6 separate regions of the Mus musculus genome follow, and all the other regions are linked to region 5. The links are chromatin loops, found by intact Hi-C in ENCODE. Cell type or tissue: heart. All regions are shown on one strand. Region 1 holds the start of Ccdc173 (coiled-coil domain containing 173). Region 2 holds the start of Ubr3 (ubiquitin protein ligase E3 component n-recognin 3). Region 3 holds the start of Mettl5 (methyltransferase like 5). Region 4 holds the start of Bbs5 (Bardet-Biedl syndrome 5 (human)). Region 5 holds the start of Ppig (peptidyl-prolyl isomerase G (cyclophilin G)). Region 6 holds the start of Ssb (Sjogren syndrome antigen B).

The links. A loop is a pair of places that touch in the nucleus more often than their neighbours do. Peaks named below come from ENCODE experiments on the same cell type or tissue, not always from the same donor. Only the 100,000 strongest peaks of a DNase experiment are listed, where the experiment ranks them.
Region 1: a loop joins it to region 5, with 3 times the contacts of the local background. A loop is called at or near these places in 9 of 42 quality-filtered maps.
Region 2: it touches region 5 in a loop (2.4-fold over the local background); 4 of 42 quality-filtered maps call a loop at or near these places.
Region 3: it touches region 5 in a loop (2.2-fold over the local background); 7 of 42 quality-filtered maps call a loop at or near these places.
Region 4: a loop joins it to region 5, with 2.2 times the contacts of the local background. A loop is called at or near these places in 5 of 42 quality-filtered maps.
Region 6: it touches region 5 in a loop (5-fold over the local background); 8 of 42 quality-filtered maps call a loop at or near these places.

Annotation. Positions count from the first base shown.
Region 1 is chr2:69,788,777-69,792,776 of GRCm38, reverse strand. It overlaps Ccdc173 (coiled-coil domain containing 173), which reads left to right and starts at 3,291. Exons shown (of 9, transcript NM_001077684.1): 1 at 3,291-3,362. The coding sequence starts at 3,314. It overlaps Phospho2 (phosphatase, orphan 2), which reads right to left and starts at 3,040. Exons shown (of 4, transcript NM_028521.2): 1 at 2,821-3,040; 2 at 2,456-2,491; 3 at 286-440. In heart, a CTCF peak has its summit at 2,289; DNase peaks (open chromatin) are centred at 2,296 and 3,156; H3K4me3 peaks cover 1,680 bases; H3K27ac peaks cover 1,221 bases.
Region 2 is chr2:69,894,132-69,898,131 of GRCm38, reverse strand. Ubr3 (ubiquitin protein ligase E3 component n-recognin 3) reads right to left here and starts at 886. Exons shown (of 39, transcript NM_177783.6): 1 at 293-886. The coding sequence starts at 837. In heart, a CTCF peak has its summit at 2,451 (motif pointing left); DNase peaks (open chromatin) are centred at 311 and 921; H3K4me3 peaks cover 1,240 bases; H3K27ac peaks cover 1,148 bases.
Region 3 is chr2:69,883,347-69,887,346 of GRCm38, reverse strand. It overlaps Mettl5 (methyltransferase like 5), which reads left to right and starts at 1,732. Exons shown (of 7, transcript NM_029280.4): 1 at 1,732-2,098. The coding sequence starts at 1,990. In heart, CTCF peaks have their summits at 1,702 (motif pointing right) and 3,253 (motif pointing right); a DNase peak (open chromatin) is centred at 1,716; H3K4me3 peaks cover 1,970 bases; H3K27ac peaks cover 1,342 bases.
Region 4 is chr2:69,645,340-69,649,339 of GRCm38, reverse strand. It overlaps Bbs5 (Bardet-Biedl syndrome 5 (human)), which reads right to left and starts at 2,169. Exons shown (of 12, transcript NM_028284.3): 1 at 1,998-2,169; 2 at 236-318. The coding sequence starts at 2,056. In heart, no CTCF peak of the experiment used is centred here; a DNase peak (open chromatin) is centred at 2,089; H3K4me3 peaks cover 1,480 bases; H3K27ac peaks cover 1,102 bases.
Region 5 is chr2:69,721,224-69,725,223 of GRCm38, reverse strand. Ppig (peptidyl-prolyl isomerase G (cyclophilin G)) reads right to left here and starts at 2,136. Exons shown (of 14, transcript NM_001081086.1): 1 at 1,861-2,136. In heart, no CTCF peak of the experiment used is centred here; DNase peaks (open chromatin) are centred at 1,903 and 2,403; H3K4me3 peaks cover 2,580 bases; H3K27ac peaks cover 1,819 bases.
Region 6 is chr2:69,859,703-69,863,702 of GRCm38, reverse strand. It overlaps Ssb (Sjogren syndrome antigen B), which reads right to left and starts at 2,141. Exons shown (of 12, transcript NM_001110145.1): 1 at 1,991-2,141; 2 at 388-479. The coding sequence starts at 453. In heart, no CTCF peak of the experiment used is centred here; DNase peaks (open chromatin) are centred at 2,122 and 2,492; H3K4me3 peaks cover 2,583 bases; H3K27ac peaks cover 1,922 bases.

The DNA.
Region 1 (4,000 bases), 68 kb before region 5:
AGAGGGAGAGACTGCCTAACATGTGCGACACCTCAGTTTTATCTCCAGCACCATATTAAAAGAAAAATTTTCCCTAACAAATTAGTGAATTTTTAAAATTTGGTTGGTTTTTTGAAACAGAGTTTCTCTGTGTAGCCTGGCTGTCCGGGAACTCACTCAACAGACCAGGCTGAGAAGAATATGAGTGAAGTAAACTCACATTTAAAGTTAATCTAAGAGTATTTTTTTCTCAATTTTAGATTTTTTTCCTGTCTTGTAAACATATTTTTTATTAAAACCACTTACCCAAACTGGTACTTGCAGTCCAATTAATGCTACTTCAGCACAGAGGTTAGGCCACTGCAGTCTTCAATTTGCCAGCTGTTTGTAAACATTACTCCAGTTCTGTATGCAGAGAAATTGCTCTGATATGCAGCAAAGGAACAAAGACTTTTTAACTCCTAAAATTAATAGAAATATTTTAAAGGTTCAAAATTTATTTTTTCTAATTAGATTCATCTTCTTCATATAAAAAAAAAAAAACCCCAAAAAACAAAAAACAAAAACAGCCAGGCGTGGTGGCACATGCCTTTAATCCCAGCACTTGGGAGGCAGAGGTAGGCGGATTTCTGAATTTGAGGCCAGCCTGGTCTACAGAGTGAGTTCCAGGACAGCCAGGGATACACAGAGAAACCCTGTCTCGAAAAACAAAAAACAAACAAAACAAAACAAAACATGTACTAGCAATGAAGAAACAATTTGATTATACATATATACTTGGAATAAATACTAAAAAAAGAATGCCATAAAAATATTTTATCTGATTAATAAAATCATAAGTATGAAGTCAACTGAATATCATTTCAGTTTTTCTCATTAAAAGGGAAACACTATTATTTTATTTATATTCAGCTATGAGTGATGTACTTAAAATAGAAATCTACAAAACTTAAGGAAGTTCACAGACCAACTTTTAACAATGTCAATTTACCAGGGAACTCTTTTACTAAAGTTTGAAAATTTGAAAACCAGACCAGTAATCCCAGCACTCAGGAGGCTGAGGCAGACATAATGCTGCACTGTTGGACGCAGCTTCGGTTACGCAGTGTCAAGTGTGCAGTGTGAAGAGGGCCAGTGAGCAGAGAGGATGGGGAACCCCTTGCTGAACGAGTCTGACAAGTTCAGTGTGAGATCCTCAAGACACCCCCACAGGGGAAGAGGACTCCAAATGCTTGCCGTCTGACTAGTACACCATCACACTCACTCAATACACACACAGTAACACATTTTATTAACAAAATCAAAACAGTATTCTCAGGGCTGGAGAGATGGCTCACTGGGTAAGAGCCCATGTTGCTCTTCTCAGAACCCAAGTCAGGTGGGACAATTTTAGCTCCAGGGGACTTAATGTCTCTAGATGCCATGGCTGTTACATTCGAGTACACACACACATACACCCCAAAGAAGTAAATAAATAAGGGGCTGGAGAGGCAGCTGAGCAGTTAAGAACATTGACTGTTTTTGTAGAAGATCCAAGTTTTGGTGGCTTATCACTACTTGTAACTGAAGCTCCAGGGGGGTCTGACAGCCCTAGTCTCTTTGGGCACCTTCAATCATGTGCACTTACTCTCACACAAACACATATACAAACATACACATAACTAAGTATAGCACGCATAAAATGGTTTATGGACAGTGGCCAGATCTTAATGAGTGGTTTAATTGTCATTTGTGGGTTTTTGTTTGTTTGTTTCTGATTTTGTTTTTAAAATATCTCAATAGTCATTTAAATTCTGTTTCCAATTAGGGTGCAAAAGAGCTTCGAGACAAAAAAAAAAAAAAAAAAAAAACAACAACAACAAAAAAAAAACCCAACCCCCCCCCCAAAAAAAAAAAACTAGTTCTAGACCAACTTGTATGGAAAAGGCACTTGCAATCGGGAGTTTCAAGTCAAATATGAGACCCTATTTGAAATATAAGACCATATGAGAACGTTACTGAGATATTTTATGAGGTTCAATACTTGTAACTAATTTGGTAAAACTCCTGATAATTTTCACTGAGAGACGTGGTCTACACAGCTTCTGCCTTCTAAGTTATATACTCTGCCCCAGTTGCTTCAAGGATAACTCTAGAGTGAACAGGTTAAAGGGCACCTGTGTTGTCCCTTGTGGTGAGGTCCCTCAGCTCAGAGTTTCTGTCCCGTGAAGGAACTTCCTGCTCACTCTGCGTTATCTTGTGGGAAGAGGGCCTTAGGAAGAGAAAGGTACAATTTGCTGGGGATGCAGCTAGCACTGTGTAATTCACCGATCTCTCGCTAGGCGTCGTGCTCCCTCACAAACTATGCAAGCGGCTGTTGGCCTACAAAGACAGTTCAATCCCTGACCTTTCCAGCCCTGCGGAGCTTTCAACTCGCTTAGCACAAGTACACAAAAGTTCCGTCTCCAGAAATTTTTATTAATCCTTCCATACTTACCAGCATTATTACAGTGGAACATCTCTGATAGAAAACCTGAGGAGAGATAGCACAACTATGCATTAGAACGTTCATTATTGAAAGTCGCACTTCCTTTAATTTAGTAATGAAATCAGCTGTACAGCGATATGTCAGGAGAGCCTCTGCTGAGATCAAGTGCCAGTCCACTTTTTGTGTCATTAGAGACTGACTGGTTCCCGAAGTACACTAATTACAAGTTATTTACCAAGCAGTTTAATGTATGTTAAAGGTATCAACGCGAATGTTCTGGGGACAACATTCAAGTTTTAATAGTCCTACGTAACAACTGACAGGGTCTCATATAGTCCTGACTATGCCTCATAAATCAAATCATTTAAAAACACCTTTTCTGTCCTTTAATCCTTGTGGCTCGGTGGTCAAAGGGCTGTCCTTCACCTCAGCCAGCGGGGCGCAGAGTAGAAGCTCGCACCCAGCCTGGGCCTCGACTCGCACACCGGCCGGTTCCAAACTAGCGCAGCGAGTGAGAAAAGCGGCAGCGGCCGAGCGGGACCGAGGGCTCCTCACTGACCCAGGCCTGGGTCGCAGCGGGCCGCCAGCATCAGCACCAGCGTCGGCCGGTTGGTTCTCGTGCCTTACGCAGCCGGTGAACTGCTAGCGCCGGCTCGCCCACTGCTCTGCACTGCGCACGCGCACACCCGGGCTTCGGGCCTCGGTTCAGCCGCGGACAGGGCTCCTTCCTGGTTCCTGGATTGGAGACTGACGTCACTTCCGGCGTGGTTGCTAAACAACCAAATGGTTTAGTTATCGCTCAGTAGCTGACTTCAGCTTGGAAGTAGTATCACCTGCTCTGGACTCGCGGGATCAGCTTTGTTAAAGATGCAGGTGCGCTTTGGACGGCGCTCCGGGCAGGCGAAGGAAAGCCAAGGTGAGCTGCCTTGGCCCGTGCCGGAGCTGGGGTTGTTGTTTCTAGAACCCCAGCATAGGGTGACAAAGTGAGGGCTTCGGTTGCCTTTTGAAATGGGCTTTAACCAAGTCGAAAGCAGTCCCAGCAAGCATCCTTGGAAGTTAGGCAGGTTGGCCTTCAGGTGAATGAGTGGAAAAAGGAAAGAGGACTAGGGGAGCGTAGCAGTAGAAAGAATAGACTAGGAGTAGAATAGGGGTAGAAAAGGCAGCAGTTAGAGCCTTACCCCAGCTGTAACTCGTCAGACACTCGGGGCACTTAAGCTTTGTAATTCGTTGAATAAATTTTGGAATGCCGTTTGGAAATGTTATTGACCTATCAAAATCTTTATAATGTTGCAGACCTGCTGAGTAATCTTTTCTAAAGCTCACGGAAAAACCTCAGTTCTTTCCACGCTAAAGTTAAAATTCTCCCCTAGTCAAATGCTTTGATAATGTAAAAAAAAAAAAAAAAATGATAATGAGGTAATTAAAGTGACCAATTAAAGTGACCTAAGATTTGATTTTTTTTCAAAGATGTGAGCAAGTAGGACTTCTAAAAACAAAGTCTTTCCACAAGTTTAATTGTTGTCATGGTAACTAATAGATTCTTGGAAATTTGAA
Region 2 (4,000 bases), 170 kb before region 5:
CCCGTCCCTGCCCTCTCGCCCCACACACTGAATGAACCCTTCTCCCGCATCGCTCGCCCACCCTGACCTCCTTGAAATTTCTCAGCCTGGTTCCCCGCACATGCTCTCCTCTCTTCCCCACCCCCTTCCCACCAGTGACAGCTCAGTCACCTCCAACCCCTTGCGCGCTCCCCCAAGCTTCCCCTGGCAGATGCGGGTCGGCTCCCAGGGATCTCCCCCTGGGGCTCCTCCCCCCCGACCCCCGCAAGATCACACGGCCCGGCTCGCCTCGCCTCGCCAGGACTCCACTCACCCGCTCTCCCGCATTACGTTGCTGTCCCCGCAGTCGCAGGCGCCCCCGGCCTGGCTGCGGAACATGTTGAAGTCGTGTCCAGTGTGGTCGCCCTGGTGGAAGCACTCCGCGCACAGCGACATGCAGGGGGAGATGCCGCACGTCCGGCAGCGGTAGGCCACGAAGTTGGCCGTCCAGACCAGGCCGCAGAGCGCCGCGGGGTCGTAGGCCCGCACGGCCGCGCAGAACTCCTCGTAGCCGCCGCCGCCGGCCAGAAGGCACTTACACCACTCCAGGGCATCCTCCTCCGCCTCGCCCGGGCCGCCGCCGCCGCCGCCCGCCGCCTCCTCGCCGCCCGCAGCCCCGGCCAGCGGCCGCTCGGCGTTCAGCACCCTCTCCAGCAGCGCCTGCAGCTCCTCGGCGCCCGCACGGTTATCCGGCCGGCTGAGAGCGGCCTTCAGATGAGCGGCGGTGGCCGCTTTGTCTAAAGCCAGCCCCTGCGCCGGCGCCTCCGGCTGGGGCGGCTGCGGGTCCCCGACGGCCGCCGCGGCCGCCGCCGCCGCCATGATGAGAGCTCAGAATTTGCAGAGTCCAGGCCCCCGGCTCCTCCCGGGAGGGTGGGGGAATTGACTGCTGCGATGGCTCGGCCCGCCCAACTCTCGCGATACCCGGCGCTGCAGAGCACTTCTGCGCGGTCCCCGCCCCTGGCCACGCCCTCCTGCCAAGCCCCGCCCCTCGTCGGGCTCCCCACCACCACCCACCAGGCTGGGGCTCTGCTCCTATGGTCTCTCTAACCTGTTGACTCCCAACTTTCAAAAGTATTACTTACACAAGAACTCGGCGCAAAGACAATCTTTAATAAAAGTGGTTTCTCTGTAGTCGGGATGTATGTGATGTATGTAATGTATGAGAGAAGAATAAATAAAAAGAAAAAAGATAAGTGGGTTTTTTTTTTCTTTATTTGCCTGGAACATAGGAATTAAACACAACATCTACCAGATGTATTTTAGGCATCCATATCTGGTCTTCAGATGTTGATTGCTGTTATCAGAGACTTAATTACTACTGAATTCCTGCTGTTAGTGAAGCTGCCTCCTAAATACTTCCCCTGAATCTCCTAAAATAAATTTTTTTTAAGGTAAGATTCTTTTCTTTTATTTATTTATTTTTTCCTCTTGATTTGCTTGGTTTGGTTGGTTTGGTTTGGTTTTTATTTTTTGAGACAAGGTTTCTCTGTGGAACTCGCTCTGTAGACACAGATCTGCCTGTCTCTGCCTCCTGAGTGCTGAAAATTTAGGGGTGCCCTCCACTGCCCACATTAAAAGTAAGGTTGGGTTTTTTTGTTGTTGTTGTTTTTGTTTTGTTTTTTTGTCTTTTTAAAAAATTACATTCAAGTTATTTGTTTGAGTAGAAGTCCTCCGATACACATCTAATCAGAGAACACCTTATGGAAGCTGGTTCTTTATTATCTGATTTCCTGAGGATTAAACTCAAGTCATCAGGTTTGGCAACAAGCACCATTTACTTGGCCCTCTTGTTATCCTCTTACCCAAACTCTTTACTGGAGAGAAGAACCAAGCTCCTTACGTTATCTCTTCAAAATCCACCAACATCACTGTTTCTCGCTGTCCGGATCAGAGTCAAAGACAAAGAGACCAGCCACTGGAACCCATTCACCATTCCATGAAAGTTTTTGGTTAGTTTGCTTGCTTCTTTACGAGTTTTAAGACATGTCCTGCGGCCCAGACTGGCCTCAAGCATTCGGTGTAAACTAAGATGACCTTGAATTCCTACCTCCATCTCAAAGTGCTGGAATTATTGCACTATGCCTGGTTTACAGGGTCAGGGGTTGAAACCAGAGCACCGTGCATACAAGGGAAAAACTACAACTGAGCTACATTCCCAGGGTTGCTGGAGAGATGAGTCTGGTTAAGAGCACCAGCTGCATGAGCCTTGAGAGTGTGGGTCACTCTCATACAGGCAAACAGGAGTGGGGAGGGGGATTGGTAGAGGGGTAACCGGGAAGTGCGATATCATTTGAGATGTAAACGAATGGAATGAGTAATTTTTTTAAAACACTAGCTCCTCTTCCAGATGACCCAGGTTTGATTCCTCGCACCCCGATAGTAGCTCACTAACTTTAAATCCAATTTCAGGGAACCCAACGCCCCCTTCTGGCCGCTGCGTGCAAGTGCTGCACAGTAATACACCAATGCAGGCAAAATGCCCATACGTAAAAAACAATTTAAAAAATTAAAAGGTTCTGATGTATTCAATAACTATCTTAAGCAATAAATTCTCATCCCCGCAGCCTTACTAACTGATCATTTTCCTGGGGCTTTGGGGGTTGCAATGGGGTGTTTTGTTCTTTATTTTTTTTAATTAGGTATTTTCTTCATCTACATTTCCAATGTTATCCCAAAAGTTCCCCCATACCCTCCCCCCACCCACTCCCACGTCTTGGCCCTGGCGTTCCCTTGTACTGAGGCATATAAAGTTTGCAAGACCAATGGGCCTCTCTTTCCACTGATGGCCGACTAGGCCATCTTTTGATACATATGCAGCTAGAGTCAAGAGCTCTGGGGTACTGGTTAATTCATATTGTTGTTCCACCTATAGAATTGCAGATCCCTTTAGCTCCTTGGGTACTTTCTCTAGCTCCTCCATTTGGGGCCCTGTGATTCATCCAATAGCTGACTGTGAGCATCCACTTCTGTGTTTGCTAGGCCCTGGCGTAGTCTCACTAGAGACAGCTATATCAGGGTCCTTTCAGCAAAATCTTGCTAGTGTATGCAATGGTGTCAGCGTTTGGAGGCTGATTATGGGATGGATCCCAGGGTATGGCAGTCTCTAGATGGTCCATCCTTTCATCTCAGCTCCAAACTTTGTCTCTGTAACTCCTTCCATGGGTGTTTTGTTTCCATTTCTAAGAAGGAGCAAAGTGTCCACACTTTGGTCTTCGTTCTTCTTGAGTTTCATGTGTTTTGCAAATTGTATCTTATATCTTGGGTATACTAAGTTTCTGGGCTAATATCCACTTATCAGTGAGTACATATCATGTGAGTTCTTTTATGATTCGGTTACCTCACTCAGGATGATGCCCTCCAGGTCCATCCATTTGCCTAGGAATTTCATAAATTCATTCTTTTTAATAGCTGAGTAGTACTCCATTGTGTAAATGTACCACATTTTCTGTATCCATTCCTCTGTTGAGGGACATCTGGGTTCTTTCCAGCTTCTGGCTATTACAAATAAGGCTGCTATGAACATAGTGGAGCATGTGTCCTTCTTACCAGTTGAAACATCTTCTGGATATATGCCCAGGAGAGGTATTGCAGAATCCTCCGGTAGTACTATATCCAATTTTCTGAGGAACCGCCAGACTGATTTCCAGAGTGGATGTACAAGCTTGCAATCCCACCAACAATGGAGGAGTGTTCCTCTTTCTCCACATCCTCGCAAGCATCTGCTTTGTTCTTTATTTAAAAAAAAAAAGATTTATTTCTTTACATATATGTATCTGAAATACTTTGTCTTTTTAAGGTTTACTTATTTATCTTATATGTATACAAGCAAGTACACACCGTAGCTGTACAGGTGGTTGTGAGCCACCTTGTGGTTGCTGGGATTTGAACTTAGGACCTTCAGAAGAGCAGCCAGTGCTCTTACCCAACGAGCCATCTCTGAAATGTTTTGTAACTCAGGCTACCTTCAAACCAGAGCCTCCTG
Region 3 (4,000 bases), 160 kb before region 5:
CATTCTGGTAACTGTGAAATGTACTTTTCATAGAAAATAATCTTAGATACATTCTCAACTTCATCAGCTCTCTACTCCTTTAAAAATAATAAAAAGAGAAATCATCCTATTGAGGGCAATCTTGTATTTAAGTACTGGATCCTGACCCCTCAAGATTGGGGAGCTGTGCCCTGAATGGTGGTAGATACCTTTAATCCCAGCACTGACGCAGAGGCAGGCAGTTCTCTGTGAGTTTGGGGCCATCCTAGCTATGGACTTGTAGCAAAGCCTTGTCTCAATATAAACACGCAAACAAACAAACAAACAAGATTGTAAATGCATCCAATATTTTCTTTGTCTTTAAGAATTTTTAAAATGTGTATCTGTGGTTTGCCTGCATGTATGCTTGTGCACCGCACGCATGCAGTGCCTTCAGAGGCCAGAGGAGGACATCAGATCCCCTACAACTGCAGTTAGAGATGGTTGTTAGCCATCCTTATGGACTGAAGACAGGTCCTCTGGAAGAACAGCGTGATCTTAATGGCCTGGCCAAGACCTTTTCTTTGTTTTAAAAGAACATACTTTTTTCTTATTTTAAATTTTTATTTGATTTATTATTTTCTGTGTGGGGAAGGTTGGAAGATAAACTTCAGGAATCAGTTCTCTCCTTTGTGGGTTTCAGGGTATCTTGTATCTTGCCTGCTTTTTTTTTTTTTTTTTTTTTTTTAAGACAGGGAGATAGGGTCTATGTAGTCTTGACTGGTCTAGAACTCTCTACATGAACTAGACTGGCTTTGGAACTCACAGAGATTCACCTGTCATTGTCTCTTCAGCATATCTTATAAGTGTTAAGTCACCATCACCTCCACTCCTGTGTTTTAAACACTTTCTATTCTCTACATTTTATTATTAGACATGCTCTTGTCTCTTTATATCTTGATGATGGTGATGGTGGCAATGGTATTAGGAATGCAGTTCAGTAGTCGCTTGCCAGGCATGCACAAAGCCCTGGGCTCAAATAAAATACGACTATTAATGGCAATAATAAAGTCATTCGAGCTTACTAGGCATTGGTCACCTTAAGTCTTCTTTTCATAATTATAATTATTTTTAAAATTTGCTGCTATGTGCCTACTTCCATTTTTTCCCCACAATCCACAACTTCTGTTTTCAGAATAACAAGTTTCATAGTGTTTCCTACGTTTGACACCACAACCATATTCTCTGTTCATTGTGTAGCCCTGGCTGGTCTGGAACTCACTTTGTAAACCAGGCCATCCTCAAACTCACAGAGATCCTCCTGAATGAGGAACTAAAATGTACACTACCCATGCCGGCAATATTCTTTCTTTTCAAATCTCTTTTGACGTTTCTTCTTGCTTCACTGACATCCGTAAGTGCTAAGAAACTCGAAGCCTCAGAAAACGAGGACGGGAAGATTAAAGCCGAGCATTCGACTGGAGAAGGACGCAGAGGTGGGTGTAGACCGCTACTTTCTGAGGCGTGGGTGGACACGGGCCTGGTGTCCCATATTGCCTTCAACTCTCTCCCCATCCCTTGCAGGTCTATAGATACTCAAGACAAAGCTGGCGTTCCCGGGCTTGGTGGAGGCTGGTTTGTGATCGCCGATGAAGACCGCTTCTTCCGATGGCGCCCACGCGGACCAAAAAAACCACTCTGGTCCTCGTCGGAACCAGGGAGCCCGGCAGAGGTTGCAGCTCGGCGCCCGGCAGAGGGCGTGCATGCGTGTCGGTACTTCCGGCACTGCGGGGAGGGACCGCGAGGACCAGCTAGAGGCATACGAGTGCTTTCCTGGAGCGTCTGGGTTCCACGGGCGGCGATCCCCGCGAGGCTCGTGGGATCCCCTCGCTGAGTCCTAAATAGTCTGTCCCCGACCCTCCACCCCACCCCCACCCTGCACCGCTGGGGAGTTTCGGGTTAGGTAGACTTCCCTGCAGCTCCCGTGCTGTGAAGCCCCAGGAGCCCAAACTTTAAAATACAGAGAAAACGATGAAGAAGTTAAAGCTTAAGGAACTAGAGAGTCGCCTGCAAGAAGTGGATGGATTCGAAAAGCCCAAGTTACTTCTAGAACAGTATCCCACCAGGCCGCACATTGCAGGTAGGGCGGCTGGTTCATCGTGCCCTCTTGGGGCTTGATCCTGTCCAGTTCATGATGAAAATAAGTAGCGATTTGGATATAAGGAAGTTCTGGAGACATACCATACCTTTAGACAAAGTAGTTTTCTGACACTGCAGCGTAGACACTCCGAACCCAACCACTCATTTTACTGTTTTTTCTGAGTGTCCATTAGCATTATCAGACAGCTTGTTTGTTTGTTTGTTTGTTTGTTTCTCTCAACACACTGTAAATTCTCAGGAGCAAGGAATTTGTTAGTCTTTTCGGTGTCTAGAGAGTCATGTACTAGTTAGGAGCTCATTAAACATTTGCTTAATACAGATAACTTCGTACTGAAGTCAAGGACATGTATTTCCCGTGTTACGTATTTCTGCCCTAGAGACAAATACTAGAAATCGAGTTTCAGGTTGTGGACAGTTGAGGAAGCGTTTCTTCACAAATGACCTCTTGCTTGGTGCCAGAGATTGATACTGAGAATGTAGGAGAGAATAGAGCAGAATCCATTCATATGTAACACCCTTAGCAGAGTAGCAGGGAAGACTTGGTAAAGTTCTTTTGGTTGGGAGTACCTGCAAGAGGGAATCTCTTTCAGTTCCAAAATGGCTGTGTGTAAGCTGCCAATGTAATCTCCATGGGTTTTCATTCTAAAATAGTGTCATATCACCAATCAGATTTGCAATGAACTGTGTTCAGATTAAGACTAGTCTGCTATGTATTTAGCGTGTGTATGTTCGTGTGTCTTGTGTGTATGGAGGGTAGAGGTCAACATAGGGTGTTTTTCTCAGTTGCTCTCCATACGTTTGAGCCAGGGTCTTACTGTATTTAGAGCTTACCCATTCACCTAAACTGGCTGACCAGCAAGCCTCAGAGATCCTTCTGTCCTGTGTTCCTAGCACTGGGTTTATAATCATGAACACCTGACCTTTTACATGGCTGCTGGGTATATGAGCTCAGGTTCTAATGCTTTCTGGGTAAGTACAGTACACACTGAGCCAGCTACTACCACACAAGTCCCTGGTTTTCTCATTGTGACTTTTTACAGCTTCTGGTTGTAAGGTTTGTAATGAAACCTAATTTTCTTTTAAAGATTTATTTATTTATTGTATGTAAGTATGCTGTAGCTGTCTTCAGACACTCCAGAAGAGGGCGCCAGATCTCGTTATGGATGGTTGTGAGCCACCATGTGGTTTCTGGGAATTGAACTCAGGACCTTAAGAGCAGTCAGTGCTCTTAACCACTGAGCCATCTCTCCGGCCCCAAAACCTAATTTTTAAAAGATTAAAAGTAGAGGCCAGGTATGCTGGAACATTCCTTTAATTCCTGCACTTGGGAGGCAGAGGCAGGTAGATCATTGTGAATTCAAGACCAGCCTGGACCATATAGCCAGGCCAACTAGGGTTATATAACCAGACACTGTCTCAAAATAAACAAGCAAACAAATACATACATACATAATCAGTTCTTTCATACCTAGTTTCTAATGTGCACGACATGAGTTTCAAAGTACCTGCAACAGTAATTAACTATCCCAGAGTTGGTTTAAAAATGAGATTTATTAACCGGGTGTGGTGGCGCACACCTTTAATCCCAGCACTCGGGAGGCAGAGGCAGGCGGATTTCTGAGTTCGAGGCCAGCCTCCTGGTCTACAAAGTGAGTTCCAGGACAGCCAGGGCTATACAAAGAAATCCTGTCTTGAAAAACCAAAAAAAAAAAAAAAAAAAAGAGAGAGAGAGATTTATTATTTTATGTGTATGTGTTTTTCCTGCATGTGTATATATGTGTGTACCACATATGTGCTTGGTGCCTGTGGAGTTCAGAAGGGGGTATTGTTTCCCCTGGGTTACAGGTGTTTGTGAACCAACATGTGGATGCTAGGAATCACA
Region 4 (4,000 bases), 76 kb after region 5:
CCAGCCCAAGGATTTATTTATTATTATAAATAAGTACACTGTAGTTGTCTTCAGACGCACCAGAAGAGGGTGTCAGATCTCATTATGGGTGGTTGTGAGCCACCACATGGGTGCTGGGAATTTAACTCAGGACCTTTGGAAGAGCAGTCAGTGCTCTTAACCACTGAACCATCTCACCAGCCCATGAACCAACATTTATAAACTAAACCAGAATGTAAAACTCCAATGTGCTCACCTCTGTCTCCATTGTTTCCTTTTGTGTCTTCAATGGAATCTAAACAGTCAATGAGGACTTCCCCGGGTCTTGTTTTCATCTGTCTAAAATAAGCATAAATGCGAGGTGTATAACTTCATCTGCTGTCCATCTCCTTAGAGAGGAGAGACAGAGACACAGGACAGCCAGTACTGTAAAGTATACAGCCCGGACTGCTCATGCACTTCTAGACCCTACGAGTCAGTGGTGCCTGAACAGACCAGGGCCACTTGAGAGTCAGCTAGGACCAGAAGCGGAGTCTTGGATAACTAAATGGAAAAGAGCAAAGGATGCATGACTGAAAAAGAGGAACAGAAGGGACATGGCTCTGAAGAAAGGGCACTGACTAGGGAGAGAAGTGTAACTATGGAGAAGAGTCAAAGAACCTGAGACTGCAGGATGATAAGTATAGGCCTTATCTGTGGACAGTGGTGGACAACCCCCAGAGGTTTCTAAGTAGAGGAAGGTCGTCGGGCGGTTACGGAGAGGATGGTTTTTAAAAGGGTTGTATGAGGTGTATCCTCAGGAGGGTAGTGAGTGGGTCAGCGAGTAAAGGTGGCTACCACCAAGTTTGATGACCTGAGTGTCTGTCATCCCTGGGACCCACACAGTCAGAGGAGAGAATCGACTTCTGCAAGTTAACTTCTTCTTCTTCTTCTTCTTCTTTTTTTTTTTTTTTTTGGTTTTTCGAGACAGGGTTTCTCTGTACAGTCCTGGCTGATCCTGGAACTCACTCTGTAGACCAGGCTGGCCTCGAACTCAGAAATCCACCTGCCTCTGCCTCCCGAGTGCTGGGATTAAAGGCGTGCACCACCACGCCCGGCTTTGCAAATTAACTTCTGACCTCCACTGTGAATGATGCGCACAGAAAGCACTCTATCTCCACAGGCTCGTTTGATCCTTTGAGTTAGCTGTGTGACGACTACTCTCCTGCACTAGAATGAGGAAGGGTGTGTGATAATCAACCCCTCTTATTTTCCTGTCTTGATTTTTGAGACAGATGTCTGTAAACTGAAAATGTTCATGAAAACAGGGTTCGTCTGGATTAAGACCCACGGCACTCCCTGAACTACAGGGAAAGCCATAGAAGGTGTGTAATGAGTTACTGTACTTTGTAATTTCACAAATACCTCCTCCCTCAACTTCCAAAAGGAACGAATACTATGTTAGGCATCCAGTTACTACAAAGACTGAGAAATGTACCAATATCTCATTTTTTCTATTTTAGGAGACAGTGCTCATGATAAAGCACCATTAGGAAGCAGCTGAGGCGCCGTGTAGTTATTGATCCAAGAACTTCAGCTTCTATGTTTTCCATCACGATCTCAGCGACCCCCTCCCTGATTTCTGGGCAGGAAGGGTTTTTAACCATCTCCTCTTTTAAGCATATTCCCCCACAAACAGGGCTTCTTTATAACAAGCTCTCAAAGATTTAGATAAGGACTAAATGAAATCTTAGCTCCGACACAAGCTTTGCGTGGTCGGGAGTTTTGGAGAATTCTCACTCCCACCGCCCTCATTTTACAGACACGCCAACCGTGCAGAGGCCCGTAGTGTGCAATGCTATTCCGGATTTTGTTCTAGAACCCTGCTTTCCGGAATCCCTGCCCTATGTCCCCTCCACCGCAGGACGCGGAGGGTCACAGCCTTGATGGGCGCACACTGAGATAGGCCGCTGGCCAGGGCAGGGCCGAAGACCGCAGGGGACCATAGTCACGGGGTCTCAGCGCATCCTGAGACTCACTGCGAGGACACGTCGAAGCGCACGTCGCGGTCCTCCCACAACACGTCCAGCACAGACATGGTGACCGAGGGAGCTCGCCGATGAAATCCACAGTGGCTGCTCGGCGGCGTCTTATGGGCGCCAAGGCAACGCGCCGGCTTTGTCACGACATCTACGGCGGGCGCCGGGGCCCAAGCTTCCACCAGGTAGTGTGCGCTCTTTTCCCAGCCCGTTTGCGTCATTTGGTCTTGTTGAGGCGGGTGGCTGGGAAGCTGCTTCACTTCTGAGTCACCTCTCTGTTCTCTGCGCAGAACTTTAGCCATTTCAGCTTTCCTGCTGTTTTCCTACACCATTTAGAAATCTTAACTTCATCAAATTACATTACTGGTTTGATGGGGCTCTGACCCTGCCCACCTCCCATACCCTGGTGGCCTGGATCTCTGGCTACATTCCAGCCCGAGGCTCAGAACCTGTTAGAGGTCCTACTACATCTGGTCAGAACCATTGCTTCCCTAGATTCGTATAGTGCCAGCCCTTGCGTCCTATTTCACAAATCAGCTCTGGGGTCCCTCTATTGTGAGCAAACAAAACGTAGACACCTGATTCTTAAAGTTCACCGCATTGATCAATGTGCAGCACAGAGTACAAGATAAACTATGTCTCTGTCTCTCCTCCCTCTCCCCCTTCTCCCCTTCCCCCTCCCCCTTTCCTTTCTTCCTTTCTTCCTTTCTTCCTTCCTTCCTTCCTTCCTTCCTTCCTTCCTTCCTTTCTTTCTTTCTTTTTCTTTCTTTTTTTTTTTTTTGACATGGTCTCCCTTTGTGGCCCAGACTGGCCTCGAAATGTAACAGCTTCAGTTTCCCTAATACTGGGATTATAAACATACTTTATATATTTTTAAACGAATCAAATGGCTTTCTTTTACTATATGAAAATTATCAATAAACAAGTAACACGTTAAATAAATTACTGCTTCACAAAGAGTGATCTGGGGTCTCCTGGGCATACTCAGGAGCCTCTCATGGTTCCATAAGCAGAGTGACGTGAAAACACTTGCCTTTTAAACTCTAGCTGGGTCACGGGTTCACATTATGTATAACTGAGTATGTAAGCACACAGAACACTTCATTTGCTGTTTGTATTCTCCAAGACAGGGTTTCACTTGTGGGCCAAACTGGCCTGAAACTTACGATGTAGCGGCTTTGAACTCCCATCAACCCTCCCACCTCAGCTCCAGAATGCTGGGATTAGAGCCTCTCTACCCAGCTACTTGTTTAATGCACTATGGTGTTTTGGTTTTAGGATTTATTATATTATTCAAATCCTGTTAACGTTCATCTTCCTGCTCAGCCTCCTGAGTACTAGGATTGCAGTGTGAACCACCATGCTCACCTTTAAAAAAAGGTGACATGGGATTTGGTATGCTGCTGGAAGTAATGGCACACATCTTTTTTTTTTTTTTTTTTTTTTAAAGACTTATTTATTTATTATTATATGTAAGTACACTGTAGCTGTCTTCAGACACACCAGAAGAGGGAGTCAGATCTTGTTACGGATGGTTGTGAGCCACCATGTGGTTGCTGGGATTTGAACTCTGGACCTTCGGAAGAGCAGTCGGGTGCTCTTACCCACTGAGCCATCTCACCAGCCCCCAATGGCACACATCTTTAATACAGCACTTGGGAGAAAGAGGCAGACAGATCTTTGTGAGTTCAAAGCTTGCCTGGCCTACTAGTAAGTTCTAGGCTAGGCAGGGCAGTCTTTCGAGTAAGACTCGTATCTCAAAGCAATTTTTTTTTACTCTGTTTAATAATGTGAGTCAATATTGATTGAAATATATTTCTTCTAGTTTTATTGAAGTACGAATGGTATTTTGAAAAGAATGTATACAGTTTGGTGAATTGGAACTTGAATACTTGTGTGTGTTACCACCACAATCGAGATAATAAAACCCCATTATCTCCACATGTTTCCTTGTTTCTCTTTGTGCCTTTATATGAGTGCTGGAGAGATGGCTCAGTGGTTAA
Region 5 (4,000 bases):
AGTCCTTGAAGGCAGTATTGGGACAGCCCCCTCCCTCCATCCTCTGTTTCCTGGACTCCACAAGAAGGCATTTTGCTCTACTGTGTGTCCCCCACCATGTAATGCCTTGCCACAGGATCCAAAGGAACAGGCCAACAGGACTGAGACCTCCAGAACTGGGCAAAAATATATCCCACCTTTTAAAAATATTTCCTGCTTGGGAAGCATTTTAACATTCAAACCAGCTTCATCAGCTCACTCTTAAAGTATGCACATGGATCAAATAAGAAATGAAAATTAACTAATTAGTAACATTTGCATACATTTACAAATGTATACACTGCTGATGAATTAAGTAAAACAAGCTAACATTTTGAGTTGTCAGGAAAAGTCACCTATGCTCTTCCAAATAGAACCATTTTCTTTAATGTTTTTGATATACACAAACTACTGGTATGCAAAAAATGAGCTGGTAGAAAAACACCACCTAACAGGTATTCTGAAAACTTAGGAGTTAGTTTGTGGTCCAGTGATCTAGCACTTGCCCTCAGTTGTGAAGTCTTGAATCTATGCACACAAACAAATGTGGAGACCAATGGTTAGGAATACAGCTCAGTGGTGCTTGCCCTAAAAATGCCAAAGACCTCAAACAAAGCAAAAAATGCGCCTTGTCAGTAAAAGTCAAAGGTCCAATTATAGCAGTCTTCTCTGAATATTTGAAGTACTGCCTGCACATCTCAAGGTCCAAATTTTGGCCTACAGAAATAAAAAATACAATTTTTGATATATATATATACACACACACACACACATACATACACACACACCAACCTACTTAGGGAGTGAGCAGAACAACCCAATCAATTTAATAAAGCTTAAAGAAACTGTTAAGCAACTAGCTTCTTTTAAACAGAGAGAAATGTAAACTATTACATGACTAATAACACTCCACATTATTAAAATTAAAGAGTGGGGTCCCTAAGGTGTTTTTGTTTGTCTCATCAAGTTGTTCAGGCTGGCCTTGATTGGTGACCCTTTCTCTTCAGCCCGGGATTATAGACATTGTGACACCAAATCAGGAGTTACACTTTTAGGTAAGTTAGAAGCAGCCTTTCTAAGTATCTGTGCAGTTCCTCTTATGGCTATCTTTTAAAACTTATAAAAAAGGTTTCCTCGAACTGTCCAGTATCTGTTACAAAATAGCAATTACTAGTCATCATATTCTTTATACAATGGGAATGACACTAACACAAATCTTATCCTTTCTGGATTTAGCTTCTGAAAGTTAATATGGACCTTCCAAATTTTCAAAACACTGTATTATTTCTTAAATGTTCTGGTGATCAAAAACAAACAAACAAAGAGAGTCTTTACTTAATCTTTACTTAGCGCAAGTAATGTATTCGTGCTAAGAAATCAAACTGAGTGCACAGGGTGGTGCTTCCATAAGGTTTTCCAAAACAATTAGACAACGGATGCCCGCTACGGTTGACTTTGTTCGACATCAAGAGGAAACACGGAAAAAATCAGTTCGTTTCTCCTAAAGGCGAACGGGGTTCAGAAACCATCTTCTCCTCAACAGAATCCTCCTCCCCCAAAGGCCCGGCCGCTTCCAGTCGCTCAGGAACATGAGAAAACTTCTAAGGCCCTGAGGTTAACATCTCGCATTTGAGTTTTAGGAGTGTCCCTAACACCAAGGGCCTGTGTCACTGAGGCATGCACGCCAGCCGCTGTCCTACGGGAGGAAAAGGTCGGGAGGACCGGAGCCCGCGGTCGATTTTATTCCCGGGGATCCTGGCTCTGCGCCCGTCCCTCCCTAACCCTAACCTGACAGGCCCTCGCGCTGCGCCTCCCCCTTCCCTAACCAGAGGTCCCACCTACCACGCCGCAGCGCTCCGTCTCCCGGTTCTGAAGCCTCCAAAACGAACCTAGCTCCCGGGAGCCGAGGCTGCCGTCGCTGCCGCCATATTACAGCTTGTGCGGCAAAATGCGTCAGGGAGGAGGTGTGCGCCCGAGCCGGGAGGGCGGGGGCTGGAGAGGAAGAGCCGCTTCCTTCGCCCCGGGGCTCGGCTGCAAGCCGCCGGGCCACCACGGGGCCCCAGGCCGCGCCGCGGTCCCCGGGGCCACCCCTCCGAGCCCGAGCAGCCCAGAGACCTCGACGGAAAGACGGTTACCTCGGCCCAGAGGCCCGCCGCGGCTCCGCCCCTCGCCCTGAGCCCTTCCCGCTCTCGTCCCCAAGGCCCGCAGAAGACGCCGCCGCGCCGACAGACGCTCTCGCATCCCTCACCTGCCCCGCCGCGGGCTTCTCGTCTCCCGGCCCGGTCCTGGAAAGCGCTTCAAATCTACCGCCGTCAGGAAAGGCGCTAAAGCCCACTAACCGCCTCCCTCCCCCACAGCCCAGGCCAGGCGTGGAGGGAAGGTGTCGCGCCGGAAGTACGTCAGGGATGGGTGCCGGCGACTCCCGGCGTTCCCGGGCTGACGTCAGCATCTTCTCCTTGAGCTTGTAGGGTCTCTTCTGCCTTTTAAAATACGTTCCCGACGGGTCGCTTGATGGTTTCTGAGAGTTGATTGGATCGGTGTGGATCCGTCAGAATGTCACAGCGCTCCCGAAATGATGCGCATCACTTTATAAACAGTGACATCCTCTGTCGAGGTATTTAGAGAGACGTTCTGCCTCCAAGGAACCTTCAGCAAACGCTCAAAAGCTAGTAACAAAGATGAGCTACTTTCGGGACGTGGTAGCGCATGCCTTTAATCCCAGTAGTCGGGGATTAACATTTTATTGAGACCGGGTCTTACTATATACCTTGGCTGCCTTGGAGCTCTCTACGTAGATCAGGCTGACATCAAACTCTTTAAGAGATTACCCTGCCTCTGCCTCTTATCCCAAATGCCTGGTCCTATTTTAATATGGTTGTATTTGTGCCTGTGTGTATATGCACTGTATATCTATAACTGCTTGCAGAGGTCAGAACAGGGTGTCAGATCCTCCCCGTCCCCAAACTGGAGTTAAAAGCATTACGAGACACTCAATATGGGTCTTCCTTCAAGAGCCACAAGTGCTCCTAATGGCTGAGCCATCTCGCCAGCCCTTGGCCATGTGATTTAATTTTCGAGGATGAAATTTGAGACAAAGTGGCATGCTGCTCTAGGCTTTAAGACATTGCCTCTTATTTTCTTCATTTGCCAATATATTCTAATCATCCACAAACAAGGAACTGGCAGGCATTAGAATAACATAATGGAAGGAATTTAGATCCCAGAATAACTACATGGAGCAGAAATGCCTCCTATCGGGCTCATTCACCTAAGATCTTAATTTGTGAGAGAAATCGATCTTTTAAAGCCAGAAACAAACAAAAAGGAATTCCATTGTAAAAATTAAATCTAGGATGCCACACAGTGGCGGTGGACATCTTTGATCCCAGCACTTAGGAGGCAGAGGTAGTCGGATCTCTAAGATTGAGGCTACAGAGACCTACACAGAATTTAGAAGATTGAAGTAAGGCAGAGTGTTGTACAGTTATTTCATCTGGACAGAAATGTTTCCTCCTGGAGGGAAATCAGGATGAAACTCCCAAAACTCACAAGCAAGTTTCAGGAACTCGGGCTGGAGACATAGCAAATTGGAGCTCTTGCTGTGCAACTGCGAGGCCCAGAATTCAGATCCGTACACCCACATAATAAGAGAGGCTTCGTGTGCAAACCTGTAATCCCAGCTCAAAAAAAGTGAATAGAGATAGGTCCCAAGACTCTCTGGCTTCCAGCCTAGCTGAGAACATCCCAGATTTGGGGAGAAAACTTGACTCAAAATGATTAGATAGAGAACAATAGACAAGGCCACACAGTGTCCTCTCTGACGGCAATGCACATGCATTTGAATACACATGTTCAAGCTCACATGCATGGACATAGACATATACAGAGAAATGAACAGATATATCTTTTAAAAATTGCAAACATTGCTAGGAAATGGTTGTGCACACTTCTAATCCCAGCAGAGGCAGGCAGATCTCTATGA
Region 6 (4,000 bases), 140 kb before region 5:
AATGCATAATTTGTTAAAAAGTTATGTTAACTTTTTAGAAGAGAACTAACTAGATAGAATAAACTATTATTTGACCAGAAGTACTTTACCATGGAATTTATGCTAGCTTGTTAGATATTAGGCACACCATTAATTTTCACATCAACTTACAAATATTACCTCCATTTTACAGACTTGGGAACTCTGTGTCTCAAAAATAAACACCAGTCTACAGTGTTACCTTTGGAATGTCTGTAATTCTTGAGACTTCTAACTTTGCCCTAATATGAATACATTCATATTAACTCCAAGAATCAAAGCTAAGCCAGTTGTTTGAAAAGCCCACATATCGCTATTAGATGTTCTGTTTTCATCTTAAGTTACAATTTAACAACACAAGAATCATACCTCAATTTGATGACAGATTTTGGCCTCCAAAGCAGTCATTTTTTCATTATCTCCATTTTCAGCCATTGTGGCTATCTGTAAAGTTTCTCACACTGGTAGGAAGGTTATTATTTTTATATAATAGTCAATACAAGAGAATGAGTAAAAAGTATGCCACTTTTTTTTTAATTTCAAGAATTCCTAACCTTACAGGTTTCCCTATGAATTCTCATACATCTCAACAAAGCAACACCTTGGATTATGGATGGAAAACTCAGATCAACAACCCCTCCTCCCAGTAAATCCTACTTTGTAACCAAACTCTTCATGTAGTTGGTAAAGCAAAGTTCAGCGATAAAAACAAAAAAGCAGAAAATGTCCACTTAACTACCCCTGAATCATTTCTAGCTTTAAAAATATCAGTATTATAGTCTGCCAGCAGTATATTCCTATAGCCCTCAATGCCAATTATTTGCGTTTCTTTTCAAATTAGTCACAGCTGACTTACCAAAACTTATTACTGGTAAAAATGAAAATAGAGTTCAGATATGAAAGTTACGGTGTTAGACACTATATAGGAGAATACAAGAAAAATGGGACCTTGTGAGCACAGATACAAAAAATTTTAAACTAGGGACGCTGGAAGGTAAGGATGTGCCTAAAACACTACTACACTGGTTAACTCTATAGCCACTTTCCTGTTTCACGGTCTGACAACAATCCTAGAATAAAGAGGGACTGTGATACTGGTTTGCTAGAAATCACAAACCGGATCTTCTGTCTTACTGGCTTTCAGCGCCTTACTAAACCACCCTACCATATTGTACGGAAGTATACCAGCTCTTGAAGAGTTTATCTGCAGCAGCTGAATATAGTTATGAGTTACTGTTGGTATATTTCTTGAGACATTGCTCAAAATGCTGGAGACTGCTGGCGATACACTGGTCCTGTAATGGGAAATCTACGAAGTACACGTCCCACTTCAGAATTTACTGTTACAGGCGCTGGTTTGTCTCCCACTACCAACAATCTCACTTCTCATTACTACAGAGACACAGGTCAATAACGACCTAGTTAGCCCCTGCAAGACTTCTGCGGCCTACCCAATTTAGGGACTGTTTCACACTGAAGACAGAATGGCAATGGCAGTTCTTTGAAGGAAAAAAAAAAAAAAAAAAAGATAGCGACGCTGGGAACCCAATAGCGGCCCCCACTTCTTCGGCCTCCAGTCAGTCCCCACAGAACCCTGTCGCGTTTAACCCGCACCGACCACCCTAAAGACTTAAATGGTCCGAAACATCCGCCTCTGGCCAGTCAGGAAAGGGGTGCAAGGAACAAACCGAAAGGACGCCGTGAGGATGCGGCGAGCCTCTGCCTAAAGGCCCCGCGAGAGCCGCATCCTCCCACACCGGCCCGCCGGGATCCCTGCCACGTGGAAAGCCCCAGGCGCCCGCATCTCTGGCCGGGGCCCGCTCCGTGGCCTCGCCGAGGCCCGCGCCCCCTCGGGCCGCGGTCCAGCACACGGCCACGGGCCGCGCGGCCCACGCGGCGGCGCGGAGAGGAAGGTGAGGCCTGCGCATAGCACAGCCCTTCGTACCTTCTCCTCAGTTTCCAAGAAGCTCACCTCAAAGATTCGGATCCCACGGTCACCACAGCTTCAAGAACAACGACAGAAGCGCCTGGACTTCCGAGCGCCGGCGGGCCAGCCAAACGCGCTTAAAGATGGGGGCTTTCCCGGCAGCCCTTGCGGACAGGTGGGCGTGGCCGCGGACGCAGTGGCCCGGCTCTGCTTTCCACGCACGCGCCGTTACCGCAGCCTCCCACAATCCTCGGAGGAGGAGTCCCGCCCTCCCGCCCGAGAAATTGTTAAATTGCTCAGCAGAATGTTAGGGGCTGACAGGAAGTGTTTTTGTGGAGATCTTTGTTTTTAATGTGTTTCTGGGCAGTATGTTCGAGCCTTCCCTTCTTTCTTCTGTAGCGCTTGGTTTTTCTTTTTTTCCCCCTTTGTCTCTTTTTTCCTTTTTTTTTTTTTGAGACAGCGTTTCCGTGCGTAGTCCTGGCTATCCAGGAACTCGCGCTGCTCTGTAGACCAGGCTGACCCTCAAACTCCTCCTGCCTCTGCTGAGACACTCGCCTACCTCTTCCGGGAGTGCTGGCATTATTAAAGGGGTGCGCCAGCACGCTTGGCCTTTTGCAATGTATTTGACTTGCATGGTGTTGTGGTTTTGGAAAAAAATTAAAAAACCATACAGTTGCTTGGTTTCCGACAGGCTAGCTCTCTGAAGCACAAACTGGCCAATGATTCGAACTCCTGCTTCAGTACAAAGTGCTGGGACTTCACCTACATCACCAGGCTCTTACTGCTCCCCCTCTTGCTGCTGCTGTCTATCTTTGCTTGTTTTGATGTTGGAGTCTGACTCAATGAGTAACCCAAGCTGATCCCAAACTATGCTTCTGCCTCCAGCCACCCTAGTGCTGGGATTACAAACAAATCTTTTTAAAAGTCTCTTGCTCCCAGCACTTGGGAGGCAGAGGCAGGCGGATTTCTGAGTTCGAGGCCAGCCTGGTCTACAAAGTGAGTTCCAGGACAGCCAAGACTGCACAGAGAAACCCTGTCTCTAAAAACCAAAAACCAAACCAAAACAAAAAAGTCTCTTGCTAGGAAAGAAGTACATTTAGAATAGTTTGAGAGACTTCACACTTAAGTCAGGACTGCCACTTTTTACATAACAATTTTAACGTTTTAGAGGTGCAATTTCCTTATGACATCATCTTTTTCCTTCAGTGTTCCTGGAATATAAAAATTACTTTCACAAAATAACTTCATAATCTCAGAGCATTTTGGAAGTTCCCAAACAGATAAACTCTAAAATTTGAAGAAGAAGAAGAAGAAGAAGAAGAAGAAGAAGAAGAAGAAGAAGAAGAAATGCATTTATAGGTTAACTATACATGCCATTTTGGCCAAAGAAAAAAGAATTTACTAGTATTATCCTCAGGTAGTTTTAACTTTAGATTAATTACATTCAATAAAAAAATTTTCAAGTTTCTACTTACTGTGAGACATAAATGCTAAATTTTCCTTTTTTAAAGATTTAAGTTTATGTACGGGTGTTTTGCCTGCATGGATAGACAGTGGAAAAATACCATGTGTGTAAATGCTCCCAACCTACTATAAATCCATTTCCAGGGACTCTAACACTCTCTTCTCATCTTTGTTGGGTCCTGCACGCTTACAGTGCACATACATACTCCCAGGACACACACATAAAATAAATAAATAAGCACTTAGATAACTTAAATGTTCATAATAGTAAGTTATGTGATTAAAAGAAAAATTAGAATCGACTATATGTGTACCACCAAATAATTAAAAAGTTAAATAATATATAGTGATAAAAACAAACTGATTTTCATTTACTGGTGTTTGTGAAATTCACAAGCACGGTGCTCAGAAGCAAAAGGTGTTTCACATAACCATTTTCTCCAAATACTGCAAATATTAATGTAATGTTGTATAAATTATATTAAATAATATAAAAAATCTTATTTCCTTCTACCATTCTCATGAGAATATAATAAAAGGTACCATTAGCAAAACTCAAGGAAATGAATTATCACCTTCAAAATATATGTT